2 separate regions of the Homo sapiens genome follow, and region 2 is linked to region 1. Evidence: chromatin loops called from intact Hi-C (ENCODE). Cell type or tissue: heart right ventricle. All regions are shown on one strand. Each heading gives the region's core, and the rest is flanking DNA. Links, peaks and the distances in the headings are about the cores only.

Region 1 (9,831 bases), core at 858-8,857:
CTAAGAAATTAGATAGACAGCAACACAGTAATAGTTGGGGACTTCAATACTCCACTGACAGCACTAGACAGCTCATCAAGACAGAAAGTCAATAAAGAAACAATGGATTTAAACTATACCTTGGAACAAATGGACTTCACAGATGTATACAGAACATTTTTATCCAACAACTGCAGAATACATATTCTACTCAACAGTGCATAGAACTTTCTCCGAGATAGTCCATATGATAGACCATAAAACAAGCCTCAAGAAGCTTAAGAAAATTGAAATTGTATCAAGCACTCTTTCAGACTGCAGTGGAATAAAACTGGAGAAATTCACTCCAAAAGGAAACTTCAGAACCATGCAAACCAGAAATCTGCTATTAATCTGATTAATCTATTAAATAACCTGTTCCTGAATGAGCACTGGGCCAAAAACGAAATCAAGATGGAAATTTAAAAATTCTTTGAACTGAATGACAGTAGTGATATAACCTATCAAAACCCCCGGGATACAGCAAAGGTGATACTAAGACGGAAGTTCATAGCCCTAAGCACCTACATCTTGAAGACTGGAAAAGCAAAAACTGACATTCTAAGGTCACACCTCAAGGAACTAGAGAAACGAGAACAAAGCAAACCCAAACCCAGCAGCAGAAAGGGAATTACCAAGATCGGAGTAGAACTAAATGAAATTGAAACAAAAAAGACAATACAAAATATAAATGAAAAAAAAGCTGGTTATTTGAAAATACAAATAAAATTGATAGACTATTAGCAAGATTAATTAAGCAAAGAAGAGAGAAAATCCAAATAACCTCACTAAGAAGTGAAATGGGATATTACAACTGACATCACTGAAATACAAAAGATCATTCAAAGCTACTATGAGCACCTTTATGCACATAAACTACAAAACTTAGAAGAGATGGATAAATTCCTGGAAAAATATAACCTTCCTAGCTTAGATTAGGAAGAGTTAGATACTCCGAACAGACCAATAACAAGCAATGAGATTGAAATAATGGTATTTGAAAAATTACCAAAAAAAAAAAAAAGTCCAGGGCAGATGGATTCACAGCAGAATTTTACCAGACATTCAAAAAATTGGCACCATTCCTTTCGACACTATTCCATAAGATAGAGAAAGAAGGAACCCTCCCGAATATATTTTATGAAGCCAGCATCACTCTAATACCAAAACCAGGAAAGGACATAACCGAAAAAGAAAACTACAGACTGATATCTTTGATGACCATTGATGCTAAAATTCTTAACAAAATACTAACTAACTTAACAAAATACTAACTAACAACATATCAAAAAGATAATCCACCATGACAAAGTGGGTTTCATACCAGGGATTTAGGGATGGTTTAACATACACAAGTCAATAAATGTGATACACCACATAAACAGAATTAAAAACAAAGATCACATGATCATTTCAATAGATGCAGAAAAAGCATTTGACAAAATTCAGCCTCCCTTTATAATTAAATCTCTCAGCAAAATAGACATACAAGGGACATATCTTAATTAATAAAAGCCATCTATGACAAAAACCACAGCCAACATAATACCGAAAGAGGAAAAATTGAAAGCATTCCCTATGAGAACTGGAACAGGACAAGGATGCGCACTCTCAGCAACCCTCTTCAACATAGTACTGGAAGTTCTAGCCAGAGCAATCAGACAAGAGAAAGAAATAAAGGGCATCCAAATTGGTAAAGAGGAAGTCAAATTATCACTGTTTGCTGAAGATCTGACTGTTTACCTTGAAAACCCTAAGAACTTCTCCAGAAAGCTCCTAGAACTGAGAAAAAATTCAGCAAAGTTTATGGATATAAGATTAATGTACACAAATCAGTAGCTCTTCTATACATCAACAGCGAACAAGTGGAAAATCAAATCAAGAACTCAACCCCTTTAACAATAGCTGCAAAAAGAATGCTTAGGAATATACCTAACCAAGGAGTGAAAAGACCTCTACAAGGAAAACTATGAAACATTACTGAAAGAAATCATAGACAAGACAAAAAAATGAAAACACATCCCATGCGCATAGATGGGTAGAATCAATATTGTGAAAATGACCATATGGCCAAAAGCAATCTGTAAATTCAATGCAGTCCCCATCAAAATACCACTGTCTTTCTTCACAAAATTAGAAAAAAAATTCTAAAATTCATATGGAACCAAAAAAGAGCCCACATAGCAAAAGTAGGACTAAGCAAAAAAAAAAAAAAAAAAAAAAAAAAAAAAAAAAACAAATCTGGAGGCATCACGCTACCTGATTTCAAATTATACTTTAAGATCATAGTCACCAAAACAGTGTGGTACTGATACAAAAATGGGCACATAGGTCAGTGGAACAGGATAGAGAACACAAAAATAAACCCAAATACTTGCAGACAACTGATCTTTGACAAAGCAAACAAAAATATAAAGTGGGGAAAGGACACCGTTTTCAAAAAATGGTGCTGGGTTAATTGGCTAGCCACCTGTGGAAGAATGAAACCGGACCCTCTTCTCTCACCTTATACAAAAATCAACCCAAAGTGGATTAAGGACTTAAACTTAAGACCTGAAACTATAAAAATTCTAGAAGATAACATTGAAACAACCCTTCTAGACATTGGCTTAGACAAGGATTTCATGACCAAGAACCCAAAAGCAAATGCAACAAAAACAAAGATAGATAGCTGGGACCTAATTAAACTAAAGAGCTTTTGCACAGCAAAAGGAACAGTCAGCAGAGTAAACAGACAACCCACAGAGTAGGAGAAAATGTTTACAACTGTACAGCTGACAAAGGACTAATATCCAGTTTGTTGTAGAAGCAAACTCAAAACAAACCAGTAGGAAAAAAACAAAAATCCTCTTAGAAAGTAGGCTAATGAATAGACAGTTCTCAAAAGAAGATATATGAGTGGCCAATAAACATATGAAAAAATGCTCAACATCACTAAGGATCAGGGAAATGCAACTGAAAACCACAATGTGATACCACTTTACTCCTGCAAGAATGGTCGTAATGAAAAAAATAAAAAAACAGTAGATGCTGACATGGATGCGGTGAACAGGGATCACTTCTACACTGCTGGTGGGAATGTAAACTAGTACAGCCACTGTGGAAAACAGTTTGGAGATTCCTTAAAGAACCAAGAAAGTAGTACTACCATTTGATCCAGCAATCCCACTATTGGGTATCTACCCAGAGGAAAAGAAGTCATTGTTCAAAAAAGATACTTGCACATCCATGTTTTTAGTGGCACAATTCACAATAGCAAAATCATGGAACCAACCCAAATGCCCATCAATCAATGAATGAATACAGAAACTGTGATATATATATATGATGGAATACTATGCAGCCATAAAAAGAAATAAATTAACAGCATTTGCAATGGCCTGGATGAGAATGGAGACTATTATTCTAAGTGAAGTAACTCAGGAATGTATAACCAAACATCGTATGTTCTCACTGATACGTTGGAGCTAAGCTATGAGGACACAAAGGCATAAGAATGCTACAGTGAACTTTGGGGACTTGGGGGGAAGAGAGGTAGGGGGGCGATGGATAAAAGACTACAAATATGGTGTGGTGTATACTGCTTGGGGTGAATGATGCACCAAAAGCTCACAAATCACCCCTAAAGAACTTACTCATGTAACCAAATGTCACCTGTACTCCAATAACTTATAGAAAAATAAATAAATAAAAATAAATTTAAAAACAGCTGTAAAATAAAAAAAAATTATCGAGGCGTGTTTTTATGGTCCAGCATATTGTTTATCCTAAAGAATATTCCTTGTGTGCTTCAGAAGAACATGTACTCTGCTATTGTTAATGGACTGTGCTATAGATGTGGGTAGGTCTAGTTGGTATATAGTGTTGTTCAAGCCTTTCTTATTGATATTTTTCCAGTTGTTCCATACCTTATTGAACTTGGGGGTAATGTATTCTCCAAATCTTATTGTTGAATTGTTTTTCTGCTATGTCAGTTTTTACTTCATATAGTTTTGGGACTATGTTGAATCTGCATTTATCTTAGCTGGATTTCATTTCACTTTTGAATATGTAGATTTATGTTTTTAATAAAATTTGGGGAGTGGGCTGAGAGGAACCTGCCAGCCAGGATAGGAGGCAGTCACTGATTTGGATGGTCTCCAGATGGGTATTTGCAATCTATTCTTGAGCAGGGAGGAGACTCCACACCCAGACTTGAGAGGTGAGTGTGGTGTGTGCTCCAGCTGTAATCGTGGTTGTTGGGTGCCTCGCTTTCACAGGACTGGACTGGGAGGCATTTGGCCTGGGAGCTATGGTTTCATCCTGGGCAGGGAGTTTAATGGCATTAGCAGTCTTATGATATGAAGACAAATTGCTTGTGACTTGCCTGGCTGTCTCAGCTTGCTACCAGTAACAGGCCACAGGAGGGAGCCCACCAAGTTGAGAGCATGGAATGGAGGCGGTTCCCACTACTGCATGCTAGCATTTGGAGCCCAAGCTGCCCCTCCTTCCCTATATTAACTCATAGAACGTCATCAATTGCTCCATTTCTTCCTGGAGAGTTCTCCAGGGGCTTAAGAACTGCCTTCTAACCCCCATCAGGACCAGCACTTGCACCTGCCATTGCATGACCCAAGTGCAGACTTGCTTGTCCTAGTCCTGCCAAGCTTTGCAACCCCACCCCCATCTTGGAAGCAGAGCACAGGACTGGAAACATTGGAAGTTCCAAGGCCCAGCCCATCACCTGTGACACCCAAGTATATCTCCTGGTTATCAAAGATCAAGCATAAACTCGACTGCTACCACTGCAGCTGGCTTTCACTGACAAGTGCCACCTACTGGCTGGCAGTTCAACATGCAGTCCATTACAACATCTGCTGACACAAGTGCATAGTGCTCATAGTGTCCCATAAAACAATTACACAAAGGAGAAAAGAGAAAGAAACAACATGGCAACACACTTGAACACCAAACCACAAAGACAAAAAGAAAAAAAAAAGAAACAATCTACAAAGCAACTAAATAACAGTTAAGATTATGACAGGAAAAAAAACTTCACATATCAATGTCAACCTTGTATATAAATAGGTTAGATGCTCCATCTAGAAGATATAGATTGTAGAAATAGATAAAGAAACAGGAACCAACTATATACTGCTTATAAGAAACTTGCCTTACTTTTAAAAACACTTACAGATGGAATGTAAGGAGGTGGAAAAAGATATTTCATGAAAATGGAAAGCAAAAGTGAGCAGTAGTGGCTATACTTATGTAGATAAAGCAGACCTCAAATAAACAATAGTTTAAAAAAAGACAAAGAAGGTCATTATATATTAATAAAAACATCAATTCACCAAGAAGATACAATCATCCTAAATACATATGCACCAGCACTGGAGCACCCAGATTCATAAAACAATTACTAGACCTAAAGAAGAGATAAACAGCAATGCAATAATAGTGGATGACTTCAATGCCCCACTGACAGCATAAGACAAATCATCAAGACAGAAAATCAACAAAAGGAACACTGGACCTAAATTGGACTTTAGAACAAATGGACCTAACATATATTTGTAGAATATACAATTGTAGAATATACATTCTTCTCATCTGCACATGAAACATTCTCCAAGATAGACCATATGTTAGGCCAGAAAACAAGTCTCAAAAAATTTAAAAATTTAAAATCATGCCAAGTATCTTTTTGGACCATAGTGGAATAAAAATAGAAATCAATGTCTACAGAGACTCTGAAAATGATACAAATATATGGAAATTAAACAACATAAACTTGAACCATCTTTGAGTCAATGGCTAAATTAATATGAAAAATTTAAAATATTTTTAAATGATTGAAAATCAAGATATAACATACCAGAACTTTTGGGATACAGCAAAAGCAGTGCTAAGATGGAATTTTATAGCATTAAATGCCTACATCAAAATAATAAAAACATCACAAGTTAACAACCAAAAATTTCACCTCAAATAACTAGAAGAACAAGAAAAAAATTAAGCCAAAAGCTAGCAGAAGAAAAGAAACAACAAAGATTAGAGCAGAACTAAGTGAAATTGAGAACAAGAGAACAATACAAAAGATCCATGAAATGAAAAGTTGTTTCTTTGAAAAGATAAATAAGGTTGATAGACCACTAGCAAGATGAACCAGGAAAAGAGAAGATCCAAAATACACGTATTCAGAAATGAAAAAAGGAGACATTACAACTGATACCACAGAAATAAAAAACAATCATTAGAGACATATGAAAAACCATACATGCACAAACTTGAAATCTGAGGAAATGGATAAATTCCTGGGAACATACATCCTCCGAAGATTGAATGATAAAGAAACAGAAATCCTGAACAGACTAATAAAAGTAGTGAAATTGAATCAGTAATTAAAAAAATCTCCCTCCTCAAAAAAGCACAGGAGCAGATGGATTCACAGCCAAATTCTATAAAACATTCAAAGAAGAGATGGTACCCATCCTCCTAAAACTCTTCCAAATAATCAAGGAGGAGGTATTCCTCCCTAACTCATTCTATGAAGCCAGTATTACCCTGATACCAAAGCCAGGCAAGAACACAACAGAAAAGACTACAGACCAATATTCCTGATGAACATAGATGCAAAAATCCTAGCAAACCTAATACTAACAAACCAAGTGCAACAACATATCAAAAAGATAATTCATCATGACCAAGTGGATTTTATTCCAGAGATGCAAGGATGGTTTAACATATGCATATCAATAAATGTGATTTGCCACATAAACAGAAAACAAAAATCATATGATCATCTCAATAGATGCAAAAGAAGCATTTGATAAGATTCAGAATCCTCTTATGATATAAACCCTCAACAAACTAGGCATAGAAGAAACATACTTCAAAATAAAAACATTCATATAAGACAAACCCTCAGCAAACATCATATTGAATGGGGAAAAATTGAAAGTATTTCCCTTAAGAACTAGAGCAAGACAGGAATGCTCATATTCACCACCCCTATTCAACATAGCACCAGAAGTACTATGATTGCCAGAGCAATCAGGCAAGAATAATTCAAGGATAATTATATGAATGTTCAAAATAATAACATTCATATAAGACAAACCCTCAGCAAACATCATATTGAATGGGGAAAAATTGAAAGCATTTCCCTTAAGAACTAGAGCAATACAGGGATGCTCATATTCACTACTCCTATTCAACATAGTACTGGAAGAACCTGATTGCCAGAGCAATCAGGCAAGAAAAAAACAAAGTACCAAATTGAAAAAGAGTAAGTCAAATTATCTGTTTGCTGATGATATAATCTTACATATGGAAAACGTTAAAGTGTCCTCCAGAAGACTCCTAGATTTGATAAATCGGTTCAGTAAAGTTTCAGGATACAAAATCAATGTACAAAAATCAGTGGAACTTCTACACACTAGTAACAATCAAACTGAGAACAAAATCAAGAAGCCAATCCCATTCGCAATCACTACAAAAATAAAATACTTAGGAATATATTTAACCCAGAAGATGAAAGATCTCTACAAGGAAAACAACAAACATTGAGGAAGGAAATCATAGATGACACAAGCAAATGTAAAAACATCCCATGTTCATGCATCAAAAGAATCAATATCATTAAAATGACCATACTTCCCAAAGCAATCTACAGAATCAATGTAATTTCTATAAAAATATCAATATCATTTTTCTCACAATTAGAAAAAAGAATCCTAAAATTCATATGGAACCAAAAAGGACCCTAAATAGCAAAGCATACCTAAGCAAAAAGAACAAAGCTAGAAGCATTACATTACATGACTTCAAATTACCTCAAGGCTATAGTAACCAAAATAGTGTAGTTCTGGTATAAAAATAGACAAATAGATGTATGGAACAGAATGGAAAACCCAGAAACAAAGCCACATACCTAAAGCCAACTAATCTTTGATAAAGTCAACAAAAACATACATTGGGGAAAAGACATCTTATTCAATAAATAGTGCTGGAAAAAATGGTTTGCCATATGAAGAAGAATGAAACTGGATTTTAACTCTCACCATACATAAAATTAATTCAAAATGAATTAATGACTTAAATACAAAACCTAAAACTATAAAAAAAAGAATACCTCAGAAAAACTCTTCTGAACATATGTTTAGGCAAAAAAATTCATGACTAACACCTCAAAAATAAAGTTAACAAAAACAAAAATAGACAAATGAGATTTAATTAAATTAAAAAGCTTCTGCATAGCCAAAGAAATAACAGAGTGAACAGACAACCTACAGAATAAGAGAAAATTTTTGCAAAACTTGCATTCAACAAGGGAATAATATCCAGAATCTATAAGAAATCCAAACAGTTAACAACAATTTTAAAAATCAAATAACCTCATTAAAAAGTGGGCAAATTATATGAACAAACATTTCTGAAAAGACATAGAAATTATCAATAAGCATATGAAAAAAACTCAACATCACTAATCAGAAAAATAAAAACTCAAACCACAATGAGATACGATCTTATACCAGTCAGAATGGATATTATTAAAAAGTCAAAATACAACAGAGGTTGTGAGGCTGCAGAGACAAGAGAATACTTCTACATTGTTGGTGGGAATGTTAATTAGTACAATCTCTACGCAAATACCTAGATTAGGTAATTAGTACAATCAAAAACTATATGTTGTCAATTATAAGTGGGAGCTAAATAATGTATACAAATGAACATAGAATGCGGAATAATGGGCACTGGAGGCCTGGAAGGTTGGGACAGCGGGAGAAGGGTAAAGGATGAGAAATTATTTATGTACATTATTTGGACGATGATTATACTAAAAGGCTATATTTTGCCACTACACAATATATCTATGTTACAAAACTGCATTTGAATGTCCTACATTCATACAAATTAAAAAATAAGTTAAAAAATAAAATAAAATATATTTTAGCCATTATTTCTTTGGATATTTTTCTGCTTTTTTTTAAAATTTGATACTCTTTGCCAGGGTAGTCTATGAGACTCATTTTTGGTTTTCATTCCAACCCAAGAGGACCCTCTTACTACCCGTCTCTGTCTCTAGCTCTCTTTGTTAGATTTCTATATTTTCTATATTGGAAATGGTGTAGCTCACCACACTCATGGAGCTCCCATTATCCTCTTATTTGTTTTCAAGATTGTCCCTAAGCTTGAACTTTCCCCGTACTCTTTTCCAAATAAAGTCAGGTCTTTTGGGGAGTGTTTCAGAGCTCTCTCTTCTTATTGTCTTCTCTGCCCCTGAACAAAATCTGTGCACGACTGCTCTAAAGCTGAGTGTAGGGATATTGTTTCACTTGTCTTTGAGTGACACACTGTTTTACAAGCAGGAAACTGGTTGGAACTGCATACCTTTGTTCTTCTTAGTTTATTCCTCCCAGCATGGAAGGGACAAGCTCACTTAGACTTATAAGTGAGCTGGGATGAAGGTTAACAAGGTCTCAGCATTCTACAACTCCTGTGCCTGGGGTTTAGCTTCTGTCCTAGAATGGGGGCTAGGTCAGTTATTCTTGCCTTGGAATAGGGCTACTGTAACAGAGAGCTGGGTGGCATGAGAAACGCGGATAGCCTGCCTCTCCTGGGAGATATTCTAGATTTTAACTGACCTTAATTCTCCTGAAAGATATTGCAGCTGGAGAAAGAGGGAGTCTATGTTCTTGGTTGCTCCCGACTAGATTGAAGTTTCTACTATGCTAAGATGGAAGGGAAAGGAAAGAAATGGGTCATGGTTCAAATGCCACAAATGCTCCTTGTTCTTATTGTGTGATTATTTAGATTGTCTTGAATAAA
Region 2 (9,831 bases), core at 571-8,570, 220 kb before region 1:
AAATATTGTCTTTAAAATAGGTGATTTAAAGCATATTCATATATTGTATAAATGATTAATAATGTATAATTAGCAAACAGATCTTTGAAATTTATCGTTATACATAGACATTTCCAGAAAATTAGTGTCCTATGAGTTTTATGTATTTCATTATCAGTAAGGTATTCTCTAATCATTGAAAAATAAGCACTGCTTTTTTATTTTTAGCAACCTCTCAGTTTCCTTTTTGATATTGACACATTTGCATTTCTTTTATTACATATAGAAGTGAAGATAAATATTTGGGATAAATGTGGAAGGGACAGAAATAATCACATGTCCTTTAAGTAACTTACAGTACTCTTTATAGTTGGTATAAAAACCAAACACTCATGAAGAAATTAGAGATACTTAAAACAAATAAGGAATTATTGGAAATAATATTGAGGGATACTGACTTCAAGCACAGTATGGATTCAGTTTCAAGGAGGAAGTGAAATTGAATCTGTACTTTGAAGGATAAGTTGCTTAACATCAAGGAGGTAGAGGGCATTTCACATGGGAGAAGAAAACAAAAAGTCTAAAGGGCAATAGAGACAAGAATGAGGAAGGCACATAGTGAGGACAGTGGAGAGAGGGACCAGATTGGAGAAGATAGCATTTGTTGGGACCAAGGAGGACAGTGGGAAGTAAGATTTTCCAGAGAGTGGTACTTTGGTTATGAAGACCCTAAAAGCCAGCAAGAGTCTGTATGCAGTGAAATAAGCAACAGGGAGACATTGATATTGAGTAGTTTCTTAAGTATTAATTTTTGCATATAAATTAGTAGTATTTTTTCTAATACTTAATAGACCCTACAGTTACACCTCTAGTCTTGTTCTCATCAACTTAGAATTTTCATTTCAAATGAAAGTTTCACCTTTATTGTTTAAAGGATTGAAATAATACCCTATCTAGAATATATGGAAAAAGGTCTCTGAATACATCAATAGAAGAAATTACTTCTGGAATAATTGCAGTTATGAATTTAATAGGGTAGAAGAATTGCATTACATTTTTCTAGAAAGCTAAACAACCTTTGAGCATGCCAGTCTTTTAGTAATAAGGATGGAAGTATAGAGCAAAGGGAAAGACTGTGAGTACCCACAGGGTGGTATTTGTGGCTGTGGCTGGGGTTACTGGGAGTTACTGTTCTACCATGGAGAGCCAGGAGCGGAAGGCCATCGATGACTTACTGGCTCTTCTCCACATTCAGCAACAGGAAACCCACAATGCAGAACACCAGGTTGCGTGTCAAATGCCCTCTGACTCACTCCTTAGTATGGAAAATAATGATAAATAATGCAAATTTCTATTTTGTAGTCTTTTAGCATTTTTTCAAGAGCATTTGCTTTATTTCACTCTATCTCCGTAGTCTTTCATCTCTAATCTGAAGAAAGCAGGTTAGATGAAATTTGCTTAGCATCAAGTTAATGATTAGCAGAAGAACCAGGATTTAACTTCAACCTTTTCTGATTTCAAATCTGGAATTTGTCTTTGTAACAAGCATCTTTGGTGATTCTTATGCACATTGCTTTGGTTTTCTGTGTCTACATAAATCAATAGGTAATTTTAGTGTCCTTGCAGAGGAAGAAACTCTGCGATAAAAATTGGAACTGAAACTAAAAACAAGTTTTGATGAAAGATTGCTTTGACAAGATTTATTGTTGTTACTGTTGGTAAAATAATATCTTTTTTACTCAAACAAAATGTTTATAGTTTCTGCCCTAACCAGAGTGTGTAAATTCTTTGAAAAAATTCTACTCTTCCCAGATCGACTTCAAGCATGCCACATTTTGTACAGAGAAGATATTCTGTATGAATAACTCAGTATTTATTATAATGTTAGAAAATATTTCTCTCAACAGTAAGTTCCTCATTTTAAATAATGAGAGAAAGCATATTGATTCAAAAGAACAAGAAAAATTATCACAATATCATAAGAAAATATTTACTTTATTCATGACAAAAATGTTAGTTTGCTTTTAGAAATATTTTTGGCAAAATAAAGGTCTGAATATAATCATTTTAGTTATCTAGTTATTAGAGTCTAGAAACACATTTTCTGAAACAAATTAATATGGACACATTTTGAATTGAGCAGGATTACTTTTGAAGGACTTCAGGATATGTTAAGGAAATATTTTTCTTGCTTCCTTTGTACTGTAAAGCAGTAAACCTAATTCTTTGACCTATGAGTTAAAAATAGTCTGGTATAAAGTCATGAGAAAATGGCTTCTTCCTTGAAATAGAGGAATGCATTTCAGCAATAAGCTTATGATAATCTCGACTTTCATGCTATTTGGTGCAGCAAATCAATGCATTGCCTAGTAATTGGCTTCCAATTAATTCTCCATTTAGTTTTGACACAGGACTCTCTGGGTACAGAGGGAAAAGCTTAACTTTGAGCCTGTGAATATGGGGATTATGCTGTGCTAAGGGAATTTTAAAATTTGGAACTGACATAACTGATATAAACAAGGGACATACCACTTAGGGCAAGCTGGGGATGGGTGGGTGGGGAATCAAAATTACTACAAAAGGGAAAGGAAACTGGTTTTGGAGATTCAAAATGGAAATTGGCCCTACTTAAGGATGGACCCATCGACTGCCAGGACTTGGATAAACTGTGCTGTAGATTTGACCCTGTGGGTTTATTGTAAAACAGAACAAAACCAAAATCAAAAAAATTCAGTTAACCCAGACAATCCATATACTTAAACCAGTTCTACAATTAAGACCATGTTTCACAAGCAGAAGTGAATTTTCAAGCATAATTTTTACATAGGTATGTCTATTGGTAGAGTATTGGAGTGAATTTAGTTTTTAGTAGTGTGACTTTCTATTTTTCTTTGGTCTTTTTTCCATGCCTTTCATCACTTGATAAGTTTTAGAGGAGTGGAGCAAAAATAAAATTTTCATTTAATTTTCTAGTGCCAGTATGTTTGAAATCCTAGCAGGAGGTAACTCCTCCTTATCTGGTATTTAACTATTTCTATGATATTTATATTTTCTTTTTCTACCTTATCGGTTAAATACATAAATCCTTATATTGCTACATTTGTTATAGGTGCCAAATATATATATATATTTCTGTAAAAATGCTTAGCTATTAGTAACTTGGAGGATTTTTCAATGAGAGAAAAATCTCATTGAAATCCTATGTATTCAGAGAAATATATCATGTTAATTGTAATCTGTCCTTCATAAATTTCAAAGAAAGCACAAATTGTAGATGATTAATCTCTACATAACCTATCTGACCCTACCACTTTAAAGATATTAAAGAGAGGCCAGGTGTGGTGGATCAAGCCTGTAATCCAAATGCTTTGGGAAGACAAGGTGGGAGGATCACTTGAGGCCAGGAGTTTGAGAGCAGCCTGGGCAACACAGCAAGACGTCATCTCTTCGAAAAGTAAGAAATAAAAAAAATTATCCGGGGGTGGTGGTGCATGCCTGTAGTTCCAGCTACTTGGGAGACTGAGGTGAGAGGATCACTTGAGCCCCAGGAGTTCAAGATTGCAGTGAGCAGTGATTGTACAACTGCACTCCAGCCTGGGCAACAGAATGAGACTTTGTCTCTAGAAAAATAAAATAGGCCAGTTGCAGTGGCTCACACCTATAATCCCACCACTTTTGGAGGCTGAGGTGGGAGGATCACTTGAGCTCAGGAGTCCAAGACCAACCTGGACAATGTGGTAAAACCCCGTCTCTACAAAAGACAACTTAGCCGGGTGCAGTGATGCATGCCTGTAGTCCCAGTTACTCAGGAGGCTGAGGTGGGAGAATGGCTTTAGCCCAGGAGGCGGAGGTAGCAGTGAGCGAAGATCACACCATTGCACTCCAGCCTGGGCAACAGAATGAGACCCTGACTCAATAAAATAAAATAACTAAATATTCATATTCATATTTTTTTCAGGAAGGAAGGCATGCTCTGTACCCTCAGCATGTAGGGGAAACACATAGATGAAGTGATAATAATTGGAATTTGTTGTGGTTCTTTGGATCATACACAGTAATGATAAACTTGATTCTCCTCTGAGCTCTGAAGGGATCTATGACTTTGTCACTTACAGCGTTATTTTCCTAGATTTGGGTCTCAGTCCAACTCAGATCAGAGGGCAGTGTCTGTATCTGGGTGAGCCTCACTCTCCTTGGGTTGTTCAATGGTTGTGTCTCTTAGTTTCCCAATACAAATATATAAATGTCTGAGATAAGTATAAATAAATTAACTCAACAGATAATTTTAACTTTAGAGCAAAGTCATTGAATGAAGAAATCACAGAATTAAATTTTGGTAAGTGAGAAGAGAAGGGAAAGAGAAGTAAACAGAGAATGACAGGGACTATGGCCAGCTTTGGCCTGTCAACTCAGCATAAGGGCCCTTGGGCGGTCAAGTGAAGTGAGGACAAAAGAGATGGCTGGGACACTCGTTTACCTGTCAGTTTTGAGGTCAGAGAGAAACCTCATCTACTTGTCAGTGTGGCTTGAGCAAGACATGGTCATTAGTATCTATGAGCTCTGACATATCTTTATGTGTTTAACATACCCAAAAAAGAAGTAACCGTTTCACCAATAGGCCCTTTCTGTTGGGTTCTTCATTTTGGTTAAGGATGTTATCTCATAGACTCATGTCTCTCCCACTGCTTGCTTATTAAATAATTTATTATAACCTGAGGATTGTACTTCTTCGTACCATCTTTCATCTGTTTCTTTCTTTTTATTCCCATTGCTAGAATCAAGTTCAGGACTTCATCACCTCTTGCCTGGATTACTGATTTGCTTTCTAACGGGAAGTCATCATCTCAATAATAACGCTGCTTTCTCTCTGATGGCATTGAGACAGATCCATTTTTTTTCTTTCTTTTTTGTTTAGATTTGCTCTAAACTTGTAATATTTTTGCTAAAAGTATCAGTGATTACCCATCGTCAGCAATAAAATTGACTGTAGACTTTTTTCTGACGTTCAAAGTCAGCCACAAAAATGCCCAATTTTTCTTTTAATATCCTTTTCCTCTATTGCTCTAAATAGTTGCCAAACTCATTGCTATTTATGAACATGCCCCACCAAATACTTGCATGGTGCAGTTTGTATCCTGATGTTGTCACAACCTGGAGTGTGCTCTTCCATTTTTCTTGCCCCAGTGCTGTGTATTTGACATGTGTTCTAGATACATTCTTTGTGAAATATTTCTGATTTTTCTAAACAAGATGCGATCAGTTTTTCCTCTGCACCATCATAACTGTGTAAACAACTTCCATGCCAGATTTTAGTTTGCTCTTTTCTATTATAGTTTTATTTTTTCTTGTTTCTCCTTTTAGACTGTAAACATATTCAGGAAAAAAAACTGTATTTTATTATTTCGTATATCTTCTATCTAGTATATGTCTCAATGCCTTGTATAAAATGGGAACTCTGTAAATGTTTGTTAGATTGAGAGTAATTTGTCACAGATCTATATATACATAAAATTGATGTAATGTACTCTTAACCACACCATCAGGAAGGAATATTTACAATGCACATAAATGTACAACTTAAAAAAAGGTATATATTGTTTTTCAAACGATCTTGGTTGATGATAGGTCTTCCCAAAGGTAGTCTATGACCTTGCTGGTTCAAATAAAATAAAATCCTCTCAAACTCATGGTTCTATTGTTTTCAAATCCTTTTATAAATATGGAAGAAAAACTTATGGAATTGCTTTGGCTCACTGAACTAGTAGAGTGACTAATTACAAAAATATATATGTGTGTACATTTATTAATTAGTGTAATATGAGTCTTTTTTCCTGTTCATTTCTACCAATTGGAAAAGTAGAAATATTTTAAAGTAAAGGGAAAGTTCTAAAAATTTCCATTATATTCTGTCTAGTAAACGGGAAATAATGTTGAAATCAAAGGTATGGAAAATACTGAAGTGCAAAATACCACAGACAATTTAGTTAATAACTGAGCTTATTAACAGAAATGAAATACATTTTATACTTTTAAAAAGATGTTAAGAGTATAACTGTGGTGAGTAATCTATGATATTTAGTGCTTTAAATTTGATTCCTAAGTAAACAGAGAGCAATTATAACAACGTCACCCATGCCCCTTTGTTGAGTTATTGTTACTAAGGTAAGGCTTTGATTTCAAATGCTGATAATATAAGGATAAGATAATATTATTCTAGAAGTTTATATCAAACATAATACATTAAATATGCACAAGTTCAGTATTGAATTATTTTGCTGTACCTAACCCACTTTATGATTACTCTTTGCTACCTAAACACAAGGACAATTTCAAGCTCTGACTTTTTTACATTTTCTGCAGTCACACTAAGTAAGAGTTGCTCCTTCCCCCTCCCTTTTGCTCAGGGTAAGATGGAGAAGGGACAAGAATGGAGACAGGAGAAATGTGTACTTTGTGGTGAATTATATTTTCTTATACAAAATAATAGAATTATATTATAAAACAGTAGGACTAGATAGAAATTATGGAGGGAGGTATGTTGTTAATTGAAAACTCCTCTATAATTATTGTAAGATGTAAACATGGAAAATCACTGTCATTACTATTGTATATATATATATTTTTTCCAGTTAGCTTTTTAGGAACATTGCATAGGCAAAATATTGTTTATAACCTACATAAATTATTTTCTAATTTTGAATACCCTAGAATAGTGGTGATCAATAACTTTTATATTCACATTGCTATTAAAATATAAATTATAGCCTTATCAATTTAGCAGTTTTCATGTATTTCCCTCTAAAAGCTTAAGTGTTTTATTATTTGGCATTCATCTAGTTATTCCTCCCCTCAAAAACCCCCATCCTTCAATAATAAACATTTTTAAAACTAACATCGACATCGCACAAGCTTTTGGAATGCTTTCTTGAAGTCTTCATTAAAGATTGTGTAAATCAGTGGATTTATAAGGGAATTGAGATACCCAAGCCATGCCAAAAAATTGGACATTTCTTCAGAAATTTTACATTTGTCACAGACATTAACAACTAATTCTTTTACAAAAAAAGGAAGCCAACATATTACAAATGCACCCAAGATTAATCCCAGGGTAGTGGCTGCTTTCCGTTCTCTTGTACCTGAGATCTTTTGCCTTCTCCAAGATTTCTCATGCTTGAATTCAGACCTGAGACTTCTCACTGTGCTATGAATTTTATCAAAGTCTGTTGATGGGTCAGATAAAGACTTTTCTAGTACATAGGATGTGGAAACTGATTTAGTGCTTTTCTCACCACTCTCCAAAAGGACTTGGCCATTCACCTCCTCCTTTGCAATCCTACTTGCTTGTCTCTTGTGGTATAATGTCTTTGCTGCTCTATATATTTTGTAGTAAAGGATCAAAATCAATGCCAGTGGGATGTAGAAAGCTCCAAATGTTGAGTAAATGGTGGAAACAATGTGGTCGTGCTTGATGATGCATTCATCATCTCTGCTAGTTCCTTGGTGCCTCCAGAATAGAGGAGGCATAGAGATAAAAACAGATATAATCCAAACTATTGTAATCATAATGCCAGCATGCTTTGGAGTCCTTTTCCTGGCATACTCAACAGCATCTGTGATTGCTCGATACCGATCCAAAGCTATAGCTGAGAGATGCAAGATGGAGCACGTGCAGCAGGTAATGTCAACACTCAGCCAAATGTCACAGACCACTTGCCCCATAATCCAGCTCTCTCTCACAATATACACAATGCTGAAGGGCATCACCAGGACAGCCACAAGAAAATCTGTGACTGCAAGGGAACAAATTAAATAATTGGCTGGATGGTGCAGCTTCCGGGTCACAATAATTGCAGCGATCACAAGGGAGTTGATAGTTGTTGTCATCAGTGCCAGCCCAGACAGAGTGAGGGACACCAGAATTTTGGATGGCATTCTGTTTAACAGTTCCTCTGAGGTCAAGTTTTGATCAGATGAATTTAAGAAATCCATTTTCTTTGTTTTAAAAGATTAATATAGCTGAAAAATGGATACCTGTAACAAGGGAAGAGAAAAAACAGTTCAGAGAAGGCTTCAAGAACTTTTCTCTTCCTTTCAGAATAATTTTTAAAAAGTGTATGTTATGTTTACCCAGAATATTCTATAGATTAAAAAAATGAGGTTCAGATTGAAGGTTTTAGTTTTCCTTTTTATTTAAGAAATTTAATGAGAACAGTAAAAAAAGCCAGTAACTTCCAAAACATTTCTTAAAATATAGGTTAAATACAACAATTTTTAATGAATACTCTAGCTTGTTACTCAGTGAAATCTCTGCCATTATAGAATTGGTTTTTCTCTTTGTCCATGTCAGAAAAAGTTTAAAAGTGTGGCAGGCCCGATCTCAATAACGCAGGCCTCCGTAACAACTGTTTCAGTACTACTGACTGACTAGTTGAGTTATATATTCAAAGCTGATAGAGCCAGTGCCCTTATTCAAAGGCTGGAATGTAACAAAGAGCCCACCAAGAGTTTTGCTTAGGCTTTTCCTAGGCTTGAAGCATGACAAAATAACAAAGGAATTCTTAACAGGATCCATTTAGGATGAACAAGTTTTATTGGGGGTCTGAAGAAACTCCACGAACAAGTTTATTGGGGTCTAAAGGAACTCCCCAAACCTTTACGATTTAGCAGGAGACAAGAAAAGGGTAATCACCCCAGCACCTAGACTCATTTAGATTAAGTAAACTTACTGAGGCTCCAGAAGAAGGCCTTCAGGACTCAGACCTCAGTTATAAATTAAAAGAAGTTAATCTTCTTTGTCTTTAGATGAATGCACACTTACATGAAGACATATAGCTTAGAAGGTATTTAAGCTCTGGAAAACTTTGTAATTTCCAGGCCTTCTCCCTGTAACTGGTTACAGAAATAAAAACTCTCTTTCTCCCCAGTTCATCTGCATCTCGTTATTGGGCTGCGAAAAATAGCAGCCTGACCCTCGGTTTGGTCTGGGAACAAAAGCACACACCATTTGTGCACTGTATGATGCAATATAAGAAAATATTATATTAAAAACTATTCAAAATAATAATTTTGTACTTAATTGAAAGTTACATTGAGAACATTATCATTAGGCTTATGGAGACTAAAGGAACTTTTAGTATATTTTATGTCAAGCTATGGAGGTTATATAAAGAGAAATAGCAAAAAAAATTAGTATATCCTTAGCATTCCATGATCATTGTATGAAATTAGGAAAATGTCAGAGTGCTTACTTGTCTTTGTGGATATAAGTAGTTAATTTGGTTTAAAAAGATAGAATAAGATTAGTTGGAATCAAATAATCGTACAACACTGCCCATTATAATAATGACAGCTATGATCAAACAAGTCCGTTACCAAAGAAACTTACTAGTAAGGACAGCCCCTAATGGCACTCACTCTGAAATGGAAATTATTCTTCTGTATAAGTCACCATTGTAATGACCGGGTTACCTTGCTTCTGAAAAAGGACTCTCCATTCATGGCTTATAAGTTTTGCTTTAGTCCATTATATTAATTACAAGTCAATTAAGAACATTTGGAGTATAATAAAATAGAATTAATATCTTTGATAAATAGCATTTTTTTAAATCAATCCTCTTCTCTCTAATAACTTTTTAGTAGTTACTAATATTTTAGGAAAGGACAATATGGAGACCTGATATTCTTAGGTAGAGCTATTACTATATTTTCATATTCCTTAAATTAATGTTAACGTAGTTCTGTTTTATTTGTTGGAACTGATAAATTAATACTTTAAAATACTTAATTTTTATATCAAGTACTTCATAAGAATATGAGTAATCATACATATAATGTGGTTAGGTATATTATAAA

What was found. Peaks named below come from ENCODE experiments on the same cell type or tissue, not always from the same donor. Only the 100,000 strongest peaks of a DNase experiment are listed, where the experiment ranks them.
Region 2: it touches region 1 in a loop (3-fold over the local background); 42 of 110 quality-filtered maps call a loop at or near these places.

The regions. Positions count from the first base shown.
Region 1 is chr3:87,766,457-87,776,287 of GRCh38, reverse strand. No RefSeq gene overlaps it. Among named protein-coding and RNA genes, the nearest start is that of HTR1F, 21 kb to the left of the region's middle. In heart right ventricle, for the core only: a CTCF peak has its summit at 4,832 (motif pointing left); no DNase peak of the experiment used is centred there.
Region 2 is chr3:87,988,887-87,998,717 of GRCh38, reverse strand. It overlaps HTR1F (5-hydroxytryptamine receptor 1F), which reads right to left. Exons shown (of 3, transcript NM_001322209.2): 3 at 4,879-8,010. The coding sequence starts at 7,968. The coding sequence ends at 6,868. Among named protein-coding and RNA genes, the nearest start is that of CGGBP1, 65 kb to the left of the region's middle. In heart right ventricle, for the core only: no CTCF peak of the experiment used is centred there; no DNase peak of the experiment used is centred there.